Regions from separate parts of the Homo sapiens genome. Here region 1 is linked to region 2. A link is a contact called in ENCODE Hi-C or POLR2A ChIA-PET data. All regions are on one chromosome and are shown on one strand. The core of a region is the stretch at or near the end of the contact, and the rest is flanking DNA. Distances in the headings are between cores, read along the strand shown.

Region 1 (4,925 bases), core at 516-3,015, 140 kb before region 2:
TTGTTAGAGACATCTGTTTTAAGTCAATGTATTTTCATTTCTAGGTAAAAGCATATGATTTTATAGCTCTGCTTTCCTTTAAATTCAAGCAAATACCAATCCTATGTTAACAAAGTTTTGTTAAAAAAAAAAAAATTCAAATATAAGGAATTATTCCTGTTCCCTGCAAAGTAACTGGCCCCCACTCCACCAAAAAGGGGCAACATTTTAAAACACCTCTATATTTACTGCTTTAACCATTAAAATAGCTAAATTCATATCCTAAAGACATCTGTGTTACATCACCAAGGAAAATTTCTGAAAACATTAATAGACCTTTTAAAGTTTCAGCCGAACCTTTTAAAATAAAAATAAAAACCAGTTATAATTTTGGACTGCTGTAGGTGATTTTTTTTTTATTTTTTAATTTTTTTTATTCAAAGCGACTCTTTGGATCAACAATTAGAATTTATTTTTTATTGGCTCTTACAATTTGCTTCACATGTAACATCCATTTGGTATATGCCTCCCTGGGAGGTTATTGGTCATCTAATTTGAAATGAGAAAGAACAAAGGGCGAAAGAAAAGGAGCAACATTCCTCTCCTCAGCTCACTAATACGAATGTGTGTCACCTTTTAAATACCACCCAGTATGACAGATTAATCGGAATGAATTAATAGGCAGAAGAGAGAGAGGAGGATCTTTAAAAAGACTAAATGCTCCCTGGTCAATACTGCCCAGGTTGGTTGCAACCTTCTAGGTTTGATTTGGGTGTTGCCCCTTCTAAATCCCGGATTAGCTAAAGCATGTTAGAATCTCTTGGATTATTAAAATACCAACTCGGGAGGATGGGAGGATGGGGGTGACATTCAGATTCAATCGGTCTACGGATGAGAAAGGTTAAGATGGGAGAGATGAAGAGTGTTGTTTCTCCTTGGTGACATCCCCAAGCAACCTCAGATATGCTCTTCCTTGGGGCCTCTGGTTTTGTTGCTAAATTGTCCTTGTTGAGACAGTTGGGGGGGTGTATATTTCAGGCTGCATGCCAACCAACACACTGCCCAGGGACGGGATGGGAAATGAACCACACACATCTAGTTCTCCTGGTCACTGTTGTACTGCTCCATCCTGAACAAGAGAGTGTGGAAGAGTGGGTCTACAGGTAAGCCATTATAACCAAACTACCCTCACAGTTTAGCCTCACAAGGGATCCTTTATGCTAAGAAGAATGCCCAGCTGATGGGGATTAACAAGAAAAGCAGAGGGGAGGGGGGTCGCTGGAAGCCCAAGAGAAGGAAATTTTTTAAAAAATACAAGTTTCCTGTCCTACACAAGCAGTATGAATTTTGTTATCCCAACGGGAGTCCTGATGGTAAAATCTAGTTTCAAAGTAGGATGGGGAAATGGATCAAGCCTTACCATGGCAAAGCTGGGTGGGACCTCCTAGGCGTCTGTGGGACCTTGGGCTCTCCGGATACTGTGTCTTGGTTTGGGGACTATTTTCATTCTGTCTCAAGCCTAGGTTTGTAGATGCCCTTGGCCATGATACTTACTAGCTGTGTGATTCAGTACAGAGGACAAGCCCCACTTTATTCGGAGTTAACCTATGGTGCAGTGGCCTTAGAAAAACTTAAGAGTAAAAAGCTACCATAAAAAATGCTGGTTATATGTATGACCAGACGGTCAACTCCTCCTTCTTCTCTCTCTTTGCTATAACAGCACCTGTTGGCTTCTAAGTGCACAGAGTTCTCACAACAATGTGCCAAAACCGCCACCCTTCCCATCCTGGCACCCACCTCCCCCCACCCCAGGAGACCTGCATATCAGATATTACTTCCTGCTGTCTATGACCACACCACCTTGGCAGTTAACATCAAAAGCAAACACATGGGGAGAACAGAAGGCACTGGAGCAGCGGGGGAAGAACAAGCATAGGTAATGTTTCATAAACATTTTTCTGGTGCCCAGGTGCAAAAACCTTGGAACTTCACATGTATTTCAGCTGATCATCTAAGGACCCACCTTCTCTCTCCCAGGATAGTGAGCTGAAGGCCCTTCCCTGCCTCCACTCCCAGTGCTCCTGTACCTGGAACACAGACATGCGGAAACCAAAGCTTAAGACCCCTACCTACCATGTTCAGGAGAGCTACACAAGAAGAGCATCTGGGAAGCTCATCTACCTCCACCTCATGCAGGGTGTGACCAAGGCTAGCCATCTGTTCAATGCTGGTGGTTCAACATCTACCTGGGCCACCTTTATCTCAATTAATTTCCACCATCTTTTTCCTATCTCCTGAGGGTTCAGTAACTCAAAGCAGTTGTCATGAATGTTTAACACAGTACCCAAAACAGGCCTGGAACCAGATGATATCTCACTGATCTAGCCCAAACTAACTAGCTTTGTGACCCTGAGTTAGTCACTCAGCCTCTCCAGATTGCAAATTATGTGTAAAAAAGAGGGAGCTGAGCTCGTATTTTCCTAAGATCCTCTCTAGTTCTAAAAGGTTATGGTCAGATGGAAACCATTTTACTTCAGCGAGAAAGGGCAAAGCATTCACCACTTCACTGACGAGTGCTGTGAGAAGTAACAATACTGAAACCAAACAAAAACAAAACTTCACTTGGGTTAATTCTAGGCTGTATGTCTGATTTACAAAATAAGTTGGCTAATTTTGTTCTGAATTTCACAGCCCCCTTGACCATCTTCCCCAACAACTATCTCTTCACAATATATGTTTCTATATCCAGGCTCACTGCATTTAACTAAAGTCAGAGAGAAAAATCCAGCTGAGATCTGTCAGACAGAATTATTAGTGGTCTCCCTGACTCCAGCCTAGCCTGCACTCTCTAACTAATCTGTTTGATTCTACCAACATATCACTTCATCGTCTCTTTGTTTCAAAGCCTCAACCAGCTCTGTTCTACTCAAAGAACAAAAGTCCAAATACGTGCTTTGTCAGCCTGGCTGGTACTCAATATCCTCCCAAATTTAGCCTCACCTGACTTGACTGGCTTTCTCTGAGCTCCCCCAGCATAAACTCAGACATGGAGTGTCCCTATCTGTGGAAGAAACCTTTGGACATGAGATGTCTCCTCTCCACCTTGCTGACCTGTCTCCTCCCCTAAATACTACCATCATCCTTTTCTGAGTCCTCAAAGACTCAAGACTCACCTTGTCGGAAGTGAACTCTCCCCTGGCTGGTGCAGTGATAAATATTTCTTTCTTTCTTTCCTTTTTCTTTCTTTCTTTTTTCTTTTTTTTTGACAGGGTCTCACTTTGTTGCCCGGGCTGGAGCATACTGGCACGACCTTGGCTCACTGCAACCTCCGTCTCCTGGGTTTAAGTCATTCTCATGTCTCAGCCTCCCAAGTAGCTGGGACTACACATGCACGCCACCACGCCCAGCTAAGTTTTTGTATTTTTAGTAGAGATGGGATTTCACCATATTGGCCAGGCTGGTCTCAAACTCCTGACCTGAAGTGATCTGCCCACCTCAGCCTCCCAAAGTGCTGGGATTACAGGTATGAGCCACCGCACCTGGCCTTTAATTTCTTATCATTTTTTTTTATTTAAAACAAGAATATTATGCTTATAAGTAAGAATAAAAGTCTTTTTTTAAAAAATATAAATTCTGCTTGCAATATTTAGAATGAAAAGAATCCTTAAATATTACTTTATTATTCAATCCCTTTATTCTAGAGATGAGAAAACTGAGTCTAGGGATGCTGACAATCTTGCTCAAGGCCACACAGCAGGTCAGTGGCAGACCTAAGTTTTCTGACTCCCATCCCAGAACTTACCACACTTGGCAAGCAGGTACCTATCTGCTTTAGACTTGGTATCCACATTCAAGAACTTTTAGTGTTGAGTGTATCCTCTTTTCCACTTGTGTACCACACAGACAAGGTGCTAACTCCAAGAGTAGAAAGGGGACAGAGCTGGCAGACAGAAGATTCACTCCCCTAACTCTTCCTCCTTTAATCAGACGACCCAAACTTTATACATAGTCTGTAGGTTAGACTCACTTGTAACTCCCCCCATCCAACTCCAACTAAACATGTCCTTTGCTTTCCTTCAGACCTTCCACTAAATCCACTCCAGAGTACCAAGGCACCCTCTGTGTATTCATCCCTCACCCCCAAAGAGTGCCCACACTTACGTTCTTATATCCAGAATGCGGTTCATAACAATAATTCCCAACTTTCCAAGCACAAGGACTCAAAGGGAAAAAATTCAGGGAGCACTTCCCTTCACAGGGATTATAGTTGTGTGTGTGTGTGTGTGTGTGTGTGTGTGTGTGTGTGTGTTTATTAACTGTGAGCCAAGAAAAATATATGCCAAACATCCACTGTGAATTCAGTAGTATTGTAATAAGGTTGTATTTTATTATTCTACAAATGTAGCTACATACTCTGAAAGACAGTAATACATATGCTTGGGAGACATTACGTATTTGGTTCACAAACAATGCATGGAGTGCATATGGTTTCCCAGACACTAGTTTGGGAACCACTGGCTAGTAGCATCAGTTCAAGACTTGCAGATGAGATATCTAAATGCTGGGGAGAGACCTTAAGTTTTATTCACCTTCTTCTGAAAGAAAAATGTGACAGCCAGGCCAGGCGCGGTGGCTCACACCTGTAATCCCAGCACTTTGGGAGGCTGAGGTGGGCAGATCACTTGAGGTCAGGAGTTCGAGACCAGCCAGGACAACATGGTGAAACCCCTCCTCTACTAAAAATACAAAAATTAGCTGGGCGTGGTGGCGCTTGCCTGTAGACCCAGCTACTTGGGAGGCAGAGGTGGGAGGATCGCTTGAACCCAGGAGGCGGCAGTTGCAGTGAGCCAAGACTGCACCACTGCATTCCAGCCTGGGCAACAGAGCAAGACTCTGTCTCAAAAAAAAAAAAAAAAAAAAAAAAGGAAAAATATGACAACCTAATG
Region 2 (4,839 bases), core at 1,317-3,816:
GATCATGAGGTCAGGAGATTGAGACCATCCTGGCTAACACGGTGAAACCCCCTAAAAAATACAAAAAAAAAAAAAAATTAGCCTGGCGTGGCGGTGGGCGCCTGTACTCCCAGCTACTCGGGAGGCTGAGGCAGGAGAATGGCATGAACCCGGGAGGCAGAGCTTGCAGTGAGCCGAGATCGTGCTCCAGCCTGGGCAACAGAGCAAGACTCTGTCTCAAAAAAAAAAAAAAAAAAAAAAAGGAAATTTGGGCTGGAGGGTGATGGAAAAGCCAGAAGGTACGAACTCTACTCAAGGCATAAAATTTGAAGGCTGCCTGGGCCTGCCCTAACTCCACCCCAGCCCATTTATGGATATGTCCCCATTTCTGCTTCATTGGAACAAGAATGCCAGGACAGTTTCTTTGCTGATGGGCTTCTAGCATAATATATCTCTTTACTATCACAGATTTATATTCCTCATAGTCTACACCAAAGAGCCCAGGGTGGAGTGGAAGATGCTGCAGAGTTATTGCAAGGGGGTCTGTGACCCGTGCAACAAGCCCTGCCTGTAGAGCAAATATATCTTGCCTTACGCATGTACGTTCTACTATTTTTCAAATGCATATTTCACACTTCTATGTTCTACTGTTTTTCAAATATATATAAATACTACTGTGATTACAATAAAGGGATTGATTACAAAGTGTGGAATTCAGAGTGAATTGTCATTCCTCTGCTACTCTTGCCTCAAACCACAACCAATGTCAAATCAGTCGCCTAGCTTGCTTCCGATTTCTTCCTACTTCCACCTCTTCAGTCAAGAACCAGGCCTTGTCAGTTACTCCTTCACAGTCTCACATATGTGTCCTTTCTTCAGCCTTTGTCACCCAACGCTAGCCCTTATCACTCCTCCACTCACGGGGACCAGGGCTGCCCACGTGGTCCCGAGGCCTGAATCCAGAGCGTCCCTCCCACTGCCACCAAGTACATCTTCCTACTGGCCCACACAAGTCCTTGGTGTCAAAATATTTAGGGCTTCCAGTCTCCTTAACCTGATATCCCACCTGCTTTACAGTGTGGCATGAAGAACTATCTCTTGAACACAAAACAAGTCACCTTATCATTTACATTGTCTAATATTTAAAAAACAACTTTTAAAAACCAGTTTTGTGGCCAGGCATGGTGGCTCACGCCTGTAATCCCAGCACTTTGGGAGGCCGAGGCGCGTCATGAGGTCAGGAGTTTGAGACCAGCCTGGCCAACACATCGAAACCGCGTTTCTTCTAAAAATACAAAAATTAGCTGGGCATGGTGGCGGATGCCTGTAATCCCAGCTGCTAGGGAGGCTGAGGCAGGAGAATTGCTTGAACCCAGGAGGCAGATGTTGCAGTTAGCCAAGATTGCACCACTGAACTCCAGCTCCGGCAGCAGAGTGAGACTCTGTCTCAAAAAAAAAAAAAATCAGTTTTGTGTTCCATTAAAATACATTAAGTCGGGTGTGGTAGCATGTGTCTGTAATCCCAGCACTTTAGGAGGCTGAGGCAGGAGGATCCCTTGAGGCCAGGAGTTGGAGACCAGCCTGGACAACATAGCGAGACCCTGTCTCAAAAAAAAAAAAAAAATAGGACAGCAACTGAGACTTAATAAAAATGTCTTCCATGTATTTTTTCTAAAACCAGTTAATTTATATTTGTGGAATAATTTTGTGCTCACTAAACATGTACATACAACGCTATTATGGACTTCAATGAACAGAAAGCTTTTTCCATTGTTTCCAGATCACTCTTTCTCTCTCTTTTTTTTTTTTTTTTTTTTGAGACGGAGTCTGGCTCTGTAACCCAGGCTGGAGTGCAGTGGCGCCATCTCGGCTCACTGCAAGCTCCGCCTCCCGGGTTCACGCCATTCTCCTGCCTCAGCCTCCAGAGTAGCTGGGACTACAGGCTCCTGCCACCACGCCTGGCTAATTATTTTTGTATTTTTAGTAGAGACGGGGTTTCACTGTGTTAGCCAGGATGGTCTTAATCTCCTGACCTCATGATCTGCCCACCTCGGCCTCCCAAAGTGCTGGGATTACAGGTATGAGCCACCGCGCCCAGCCTCTCTCTTTTTTTTAAAGAACAGGTGTTCGCCAGGCACGGTGGCTCACGCCTGTAATCCCAGGACTTTGGGAGGCCAAGGCGGGCGGATCACGAGGTCAGGAGTTCGAAACCAGCCTGGCCAACATGGTGAAACCCCGTCTCTACTAAAAAAATGAAAATTAGCCGGGCGTGGTGGCATGTGTCTGTAATCCCAGCTACTCAGGAGGCTGAGGCAGGAGAATCACTTGAACCCGGGAGGCAGAGGTTGCAGTGAGCCAAGATCGCGCCACTGCACTCCAGCCTGGGCGACAGAGCGAGACTCTGTCTCAAAACAACAACAAAAAACAAACAAACAACAACAACAACAACAACAAAAACAGGTGTTCACCTCTTATTCCCTTGAAATAAGTTGTTGAAAAATCCTGTTGTTCTACACAGCCCTGCTCACCAAACAGTGTGAGAGCTGTGGGCTTGGTTTACCGCCCGCAGGTTCTGATCCCACGTCTTCTTTGCCCTGGTTGGAGAAGGGATGTGAGGAGCGGAGAAGCCGTGGCCCAAACAGGACCTGCTGGCTCCCTCTTGTGGAGAATAGGGAGAAAACATGCGGGAAGAAAAGGGGCTCTGTATATCGGCGAATACTATTTTACTGAAACAACCCCGGGAAATGTGATCTGAAAAATATGGTCTGAGACAGAGTTGTATTTTGCTGTGTATTGCAAAAGGGATTGGAAGTCACTGGGTGGGGGAGTATAAATTGAATAACTAGAATACGCAGAAGATTAAAAAAATTTTAGCCCATCATTTTGTTGTTGGCCCAGAGTAAACCTCTCTCCCAGGGCAATTCATAAGGAACAAACTGGCTTGGGGATCTCTTTTCCCCCCTCTTTCCCTTCTCGTGGTGGGAGGAGGAACAGAATTACCCAAAGGGGTGCCGCGGCTGAGGTGTATGTTCCTGGCAGGGATAAGGCACGGGCGCCTTGGCTCACCCAACAGTCCGGGCAGGCCTCCAGGGTCCTGCGTGTGGACACCAAATACCAAAAACCAACTGAATTGTATGCTTTAAAGTGATGGATTTTATGGTATGCAAATTACATCTCAATTTTAGAAAGGAAATATTTTATTGAGCCAGTTGTTAACTTGATTTAAAAATTGTATTCAGACACATGGTACAACACGTGGGCCTCATTTGTACTCTTGCCCCTGGGGTCCTGCAAATGTCACCAAGGAGTCTGCACATCGAGGTGTGAAATGGCAGTGGGTGCTTTGTCAACTCAGATTTTCAAGGAACCTGGAGCTTAGCAGTTGAGGTGGAGAGTGGTAGGAAATAAGGCTGGATCATAGACAAGGCCAGGTCCTGGAGGGCTTATGAACTGTGAGATGAACTCAGCCTTTATTGGAGGTGAGTGGGATGGACAGGTCTTAGTTGTAGGTTGGCAGTGAGGAATCTTTTTTTTTTTTGAGATGCAGTCTCACTCTGTCACCCAGGCTGGAGTGCAGTGGTGTGATTTTGGCTCACTGCAACTTCTGCCTCCCGGGTTCAAGTGATTCTTCTGCCTCACCCTCCTGAGTAGCTGGGACTACAGGTGCATGCCACCACAGCTGGCTAATTTTTGTAATTTTAGTAGAGTCGGGGTTTCACCATATTAAGCCAGGCTGGTCTTGAACTCCTGACCTCGTGATCTGCCCGCCTCGGCCTCCCAAAGTGCTGGGATTACAGATGTAAGCCACCACGCCTGGCTGATTTTGCATTTTCAAATAAACAGCCATACCTTTTTACTTTCCACTCTAGCAGCTGGTGGGGAGGACAGATCTGAGAGGGACCGTTCTGGAGTCATCGAGGGCAGTCGGCTGTTGCATTCATCTAGGAGAGAGGTGTGCCAGGCCTGAACCCTAAGGCAGTGACAGTAGAAATAAGGCAGAGGAGAGGGCAGGTCATGGAAATGCTTAGCCATAAACTCAGAGGCATGGGGATAGTGGTGGAGTGTGTGGAAGAGAAGGTGGGGGAAGAGTCAAAGGTGACTCATCATTGTGGGTAGTGGTGGCAAAAGTGGGCAGGCTTGGGGCATGTGGAGGGAGAGGACCTGCTGACTGAGAAAATGACCAGTGGGTGTTAGATAAGAAGAGGTCAAGCCCGGAGGCTGGGGTGTGGAGTCTTCATCATATCCTACTCAACCACAAGTTGGGTGAAGATGAACTCTCGTGGTGCTTGAGGGGAAGGATGAGGTTGGTCCCTTGGGAAACACCAGTGTCATCTAGAGCAAGAAGTGGGAGACCCAGCCTGCCGCAGAGTGTTCTAAGAAGGGCGTGGTCAGTGGACCAGATGCCATAAGACCATCAAGGAGAATCAGGAGGTACAAGCCCTGGATTTAGTGACAGTGATGATGATGAGTGCCTTTTGCCAGCTGGTACATTTCAGCGGGATGTTGCATGAAACAGCCGGGTCTCAGTGGGCAAGGAACAAGTGTGAGGCCAGGAAGTGGAGGCAGAGAGTGCAGTCGACTGCAAAGGGCATGACTCCGAGCAGCAGAAGGATGGGTTGAGGGAGGGCTTTTTTTTTTTTTTTTTTTTTTAAAGATCAGAAAGCACCTGCAGGATTCAAACCCCAGCACAGGGAGTTAGAGAGACAGAAAGTCTGGCATGAGGAAGTAACCACTTGAGCCAAAGCTGACCCAAGGGAGGGCTTCATCTAAGGGAGAAGAGGAGGTGGTTACATCATTGCGTTTTATTTATTTATTTGCTTTTTTTTTTTTTGAGACGGAGTCTTGCTCTGTTGCCCAGGC

What was found. A loop is a pair of places that touch in the nucleus more often than their neighbours do. ChIA-PET counts read pairs that join two places held with the same protein, here RNA polymerase II (POLR2A). Pooled maps may share reads with other maps.
Region 1: a loop to region 2 is called in a pooled map, with 2.3 times the contacts of the local background. The contact joins two enhancer-like sites. A Hi-C loop is called at or near these places in 2 of 50 pooled maps. POLR2A ChIA-PET finds 5 or more read pairs at or near these places in 6 of 52 experiments (A549, HEK293, K562 and 3 more).

What each region holds. Positions count from the first base shown.
Region 1 is chr2:65,415,331-65,420,255 of GRCh38, forward strand. All of the region lies in intron 1 of SPRED2 (sprouty related EVH1 domain containing 2), which reads right to left. Among named protein-coding and RNA genes, the nearest start is that of SPRED2, 15 kb to the right of the region's middle. Within about 2 kb of position 1,766, at least 6 of the 41 ENCODE cell types and tissues checked have a DNase peak (open chromatin) inside an H3K27ac peak, as active enhancers do.
Region 2 is chr2:65,550,805-65,555,643 of GRCh38, forward strand. It overlaps the pseudogene VTRNA2-2P. Among named protein-coding and RNA genes, the nearest start is that of LINC03050, 49 kb to the right of the region's middle. Within about 2 kb of position 2,567, at least 3 of the 41 ENCODE cell types and tissues checked have a DNase peak (open chromatin) inside an H3K27ac peak, as active enhancers do.